Linked DNA regions of Homo sapiens: region 2 is linked to region 1. A link is a loop called in an ENCODE intact Hi-C map of the cell type or tissue named here. Cell type or tissue: breast epithelium. All regions are shown on one strand. Links, peaks and the distances in the headings refer to the core of each region. The heading gives the core; the rest is flanking DNA.

The links. A loop is a pair of places that touch in the nucleus more often than their neighbours do. Peaks named below come from ENCODE experiments on the same cell type or tissue, not always from the same donor. Only the 100,000 strongest peaks of a DNase experiment are listed, where the experiment ranks them.
Region 2: a loop joins it to region 1, with 22 times the contacts of the local background. A loop is called at or near these places in 3 of 110 quality-filtered maps.

Annotation. Positions count from the first base shown.
Region 1 is chr10:70,151,402-70,153,973 of GRCh38, reverse strand. It overlaps SAR1A (secretion associated Ras related GTPase 1A), which reads left to right. Exons shown (of 7, transcript NM_020150.5): 6 at 5-136; 7 at 1,382-2,572. The coding sequence ends at 1,498. Among named protein-coding and RNA genes, the nearest start is that of TYSND1, 6.0 kb to the right of the region's middle. In breast epithelium, for the core only: no CTCF peak of the experiment used is centred there; no DNase peak of the experiment used is centred there.
Region 2 is chr10:70,802,315-70,805,346 of GRCh38, reverse strand. No RefSeq gene overlaps it. Among named protein-coding and RNA genes, the nearest start is that of SGPL1, 12 kb to the left of the region's middle. In breast epithelium, for the core only: no CTCF peak of the experiment used is centred there; DNase peaks (open chromatin) are centred at 1,076 and 1,366; H3K27ac peaks cover 641 bases.

The DNA of each region.
Region 1 (2,572 bases), core at 1-2,500:
TTAGGCTTTAATGACTGATGAAACAATATCCAATGTGCCAATCCTTATCTTGGGTAACAAAATTGACAGAACAGATGCAATCAGTGAAGAAAAACTCCGTGAGATATTTGGGCTTTATGGACAGACCACAGGAAAGGTAAGAGAAAAATATTTGGGTTACATATAAAGGACATTAACAGTTTTTAAAACATGATGTTTCGCTATCTAGATTACCCTTTTCTTTTAAAGGCTTAAACAGGCTTAGGATTAGTTTTACTGTGAGTATTTTGTAAGCTCACTAGAGGCAGGAGTGTGTTCTTTTTAACGTTTTAAATGGGATTCATTCATCAGGTATTTGAGGAAGAAGGAAATGGTAGAAAAGGCAGATTTACTCTTCTAAGAGTTTATGATTATCTTTCAAATTTGATTCTGAGAAATTGCTTTTGAAATAGCCCTTTTTAGCCAGAAAATAATTTTTTTTTTGGACTGGAGTTTGCAGGTTATGAAGAAAAATAATCATTTCAATCACTTTCCAAGCATTGAAATCAAAGCACTTGATTATCCTCATTGCTTCTTGCTGAGAGAGGTAGGACTGTTGGCCGCATTTTGCAGAGGAAGAAACAGAGAGTGATTTGTTCAGGTCTACACAGCAAGTCAGTGATAAAACCAGAAAAAGAACTTGAGTCTTCCAAATCAATAGTTTTTACTGTCTTCAATTGGAAGGAGGACTCTTGTAGAAAAGCAGGCTTGAGAGAGAGAAAATCTAGATCAGATAAAGTTAAGCAGGAATCTTACTGTTCTTTTTAGCTTGGGGTTTTGGCATATTTAGTTTTTAAATATCTTCCTTTTCTGTGATAACTTTCTGACTTTTTTACATGGTTCCTTAGTCTCACCTCTTCTTGATTATCGGTTTCTTTATAGAAATACTTCCTTTCTTTCATTTAATTTCTCCTCTTTTGCATCAGTATTAAATACACATGAATTCTTCATTTCTTCAGTGCCACCTGTTATGAGTGTTTATTTCTGCATGCTTTTGTTAATGAGAATGTCCTTATTTTTAAACAGTCCCAGACCTCTTTTCTGCATCAGAGGGCATGCTGGTTCCATAAGTCCCAGTGGCTTTTTTCTTGGTTTGCTGCCATAACTTTACAGATAAATATTGGGTGTTCAAAGCAAATGCTCTTCAGAGAGAGAAAGGCTGGGAATAGAACTGTGCTGCTTATTCTATCCTGAAAACACGAAGCCTGGGGAAGTCATCTATATGGCCTTGACCACATTTCTGTAATTAATACCTACTTAGGTTTGCTTTTAAGGAATGGATAAAATGATTGTAATGATCGTCCTTTCAATCTTTTCCACCACAGAGATGCTAACAGGCCTTTCTTGGTTTTGCCTCCTTTAGGGGAATGTGACCCTGAAGGAGCTGAATGCTCGCCCCATGGAAGTGTTCATGTGCAGTGTGCTCAAGAGGCAAGGTTACGGCGAGGGTTTCCGCTGGCTCTCCCAGTATATTGACTGATGTTTGGACGGTGAAAATAAAAGAGTTTTACTTCTCTGGACTGATCCTATTCACAGCTTCCTCATGAACTTTTCTAATAGAACAAGGAAAGCTCTCCAACCATGTCTGGCGTTGAGAAGCCAAGAGTCTCTGTCAACTCTCTCATTGCCCAGTGGTGACATGTGCTCTTCTCCACACTGTTGGGAGGTAATGCTGCCCCACGTGCTGGTGCAGGTCAGTATCCTGGGACTTGGAAGCTGGCAGGATTTGCCGGGTAAAGCTGTATGCCATCATGGGGCACCTGAAAAGAAAAACACGTCTCACCACTGTGGTTGATTCAAAAGAAAGTGATTCTATTTTTTAAAGAAAGCGTTGTTAATGTAATTGGTATCCCTCCTAACTTTTTGAGTTCACAATTTACTTGGTCCAGAGTTTTCTATTCTTTTTTTTTTTTAAACTAATGAATGACATTTAGATACTTCATAAAATTATGAACAGATATGGAGGCCAGAGCTCATTTGGGTAAACTTACTCCTGCTGAGTTAGCAGGTTGGTGAGAGAAGCTCCCCTGAGCTCACCTGTCTCTCTGACTGCCTTGGAGTAGGTGGCATAACCTTGTGCACAGAGAACTAGAAAAGGGGCAGAACCCCGGCCTTGCAGTTGTGGCAGGTTTCCACTGTGGTAAGCTAGGTTCATTCCTCATCAAGGAATGTGTAGCAGATTGTTCACTGTGGAGGAGTTAATTATAGAATGGGTTATTGTTGTTATTCTTACTCATGAAGTTACAGATTTTAGCCAGTCTTTGCTTTTATACTTTTGTGAAATTTAATTTCTCTCTATAGCACCTTCCTTTTTCGTTTTCAGTTATCAAAAGTGACTTTGACCTCATAAAAGAGTTGAGAACATCTCTCGTGTCACATACTGCAGGTGCATCAGTTACTTTTGCACAGATTCTAGGGGGACATTTTTCTGAATAGGAAGACAGGACAAAGTTAACAGCTTAAGGGCTCTTAATTCTGTGAGTTGAGGACTTAAAAGTATTGTAGCATTTGTTTGGATCCATGAAAAATGTATTCAGTGGGCTTTAAAATTTCC
Region 2 (3,032 bases), core at 312-2,811, 650 kb before region 1:
ACAACAAGCATAAATTGGTCTGTTCTAACAATCTGAGTCTTCTAGTCTCCCTAGCCATCTAGAACAACTTAGAGTTTCCATAACATGCCCTGGGCTTTTATAGCTCCAGACTTTTGCATGTGCTATTCCCTTTTCTTGGAACATCCTTCTCTCCTTGGTCTACTTTGCAACCTTCCCCAAGACCCCTAGGTAGGCTCGAATTCTCTTTTCCTGTGTCTCCATTTCCCTAACACTTAGCACATTAAGTCTTAATTTCTCTGGCTCCCTCAAGACCAGTAACCACTCGAGGATGATATTATGTCTTTTCACCTGTATGTTCTCTAATCTATTCCGTGTTACAGACATTCAACAAATGTGTGTCTAATCAATGATTTTGTGGTTACCTGGAAAAGAAGTGGGTGTCAGAACTAACCACAAATGTCTGAAGAGTTGTCATGGTGAAGAAGGCCCAGACTTGATTCGTGTGGCCATAAAGGATAGAACAAGAATACTAACCAGAAGCCTCAAGGAGGCATATTTCAGCTCAATATTAAGAAGAACTTTCTAGGCAAGAGACCTAAACAGAAAATGAACGGGCAGCCTTGAGCAGTAGAGAGCTTGTTGTCATTAGAAGTGTTTAAATGATAAATGCTAACAAACCCTTGGTAGGAATGAGGCAAGGATTCAAGCATGTAGTAGATGAATGATCTGAATAAATACCTGAGACTCTATGACTCACTTATTCATCCGTTCAATGAATACTAGGCATCAGGCACTGTACCAAGAGCCTGATGAATTAACACAAAGCAAACACACCCATGTAACCACCACATAGATCAAGGCCCTATTCTTGGTAGTGAACAAGGCAAATGTGGTCTCTGACCTCTTGGAACTTACAGGCTTGCAGAAGAGATATATAAAATTGTAAGAATTATTGGGTACTAAGAGAGAGTACAGGAGGAGAACTAGGTATGGGGACCCAGTTTTGTTCCCCTAAGGCCACTTTGTTCTATGACCTTGGATGTTCTGGAGAGCTCAGGCTTATTCTCTCTACTCTGATGCCTGCTCTTCCAGTTGGGTGGCCTTCCTGAATGCTGGCTTAGACCAGTCTATACCTGTCAGCTCCAGAGCTGTGAGTCCTGGTCAGATGACAGGTAACTAGGTAACTTTGATCATCCCAGGGGAAACAGGTGAGTGAGCCATGTGGGGTCTTTAACCATGCCTCCATTCTTTCCTTTTCTCTTTTCTGAAAGACCATCAGAAGGCTAGTCATGCAGAGCTCAGGACAATAAAGGCACAAAGAATGCTATGATAGATGTACCCAAAGAGCCTGGCAAAAATTCAAACTCTCGGAGCAGCCAACCTTCATCAAAACACTCAATGGTACTGGCCGCAATCCAGAACTCCATGCACAAAGCAAAAAAGACATAGCAGGTGAGCCAACAGCATGTGGTCACAGGATTTTCTCCTGTACTCTGATGGGGAGTGGCATCAGGAAAAAACAGCAGCCATTCACACAACATTAGCTTGATCTTGGTAAACACTAATAATTAAAAAGCAAATACTATGCATCATACCTTTACTGTGGATCACACTCTGTGCTAAATGATCTTATATGCATTATCTTATTTAATCATCAAACAGCTACATAAAGTTAGAAGAATTATTATTTCTATTTTACAGATGAGGAAACTGAGGTCAGGAGTTGTCAAAATTTGGTTTAAGTCACATAGAGAATGGCAGGCCTGAGTAACTCTGGAGCCCAGGCTTCTGGCCTCCGTTCTGTGGACTCTTTCATGAGGTTAAATGAGAGCCCGCCAAAGCAGAGTGAGTTGAAATGAGCTACCCTCTCTGACCTCCAAAGGCAGGTGAGCAAGTCCTCAGCACAGTAGCAGTTTAGCAAGACAGTTCACTGCATAGGCAAAGTCAATAGGAAAACAACAAACTAAAAAAAAGTATTTTAATTACTCGTATTACAAAGCGATAATCTCTCTAATACATGAATCCATCTATCCGTATACGAACTAACAAACCAATAGAAAAATGAGCAAAGGTCACAAAAATGCATACAAATAGCATTTAAACACATGAAAAGTCAACCTCACTCAGTAAAGAAATGCAAATTAAAGCTACACTGGCCAGGCATGGTGGCTCAGGCCCATAATCCCAGAACTTTGGGAGGCCAAGGCGGGTGGATCATGAGGTCAGGAGATCGAGACCATCCTGGCTAACACAGTGAAACCCCATCTCTACTAAAAAATACAAAAAATCAGCTGGGCATGGTGGCATACGCCTGTAGTCCCAGCTACTCGGGAGGCTGAGGCGGAAGAATCACTTGAACCTGGGAGGCAGAGGTTGCAGTGAGTCGAGATCGTACCACTACACTCCAGCCTGGGCAACAGAGGGAGACTCTGTTTGAAAAAAAAAAAAAGCTATACTAAGGAAGCACTGGTCTCCTACAAACTTGACAAGCTTGTGGGATGCCCTTAAACATGTAACGTATTTGAAAAGAAGGAAAGTCAATGATGTAAATATCTATCTCAAGAAATTATAAAAACAATAGCAAACTAAGCCTAAAGAAAGTAGAAGGTAATAATGAAGAGGATCAACAAAATGAAAAATTGGTTTGTTAAAAATAACTACTAAAAATAATAACCCCTGGCAGGATTGATAAAGAAAAAAGAGAGAAAGGGATGAGAGAAAGAGAGAGAGAGAAAGAGAGAGAGAACAAATTCAGTCCAATATCAAAAATGAAAAAGAAGATATCACTATAGTTCCTAGAAACAAAGATATGGTCTTTATGCAATAAATTTGAAAATGTAGATGATATGGAAAAATTCCTAGAAAAACACAATACATGCCAACACTGAAATGACAGAGATATTGTAATTATCTGACAAAGATTTTAGAGCAGCCATGATTTTTTAAAAATTGCTTCAGTGAGAACTTAGGAACACAAAACAAATGAAAAAAATAGGAAGCCTCAGCAAAGACATGGAAGCTATAAAGAGCAAAATGGAGATTTTAGAACTGCAAAATACAATCACTGAAAT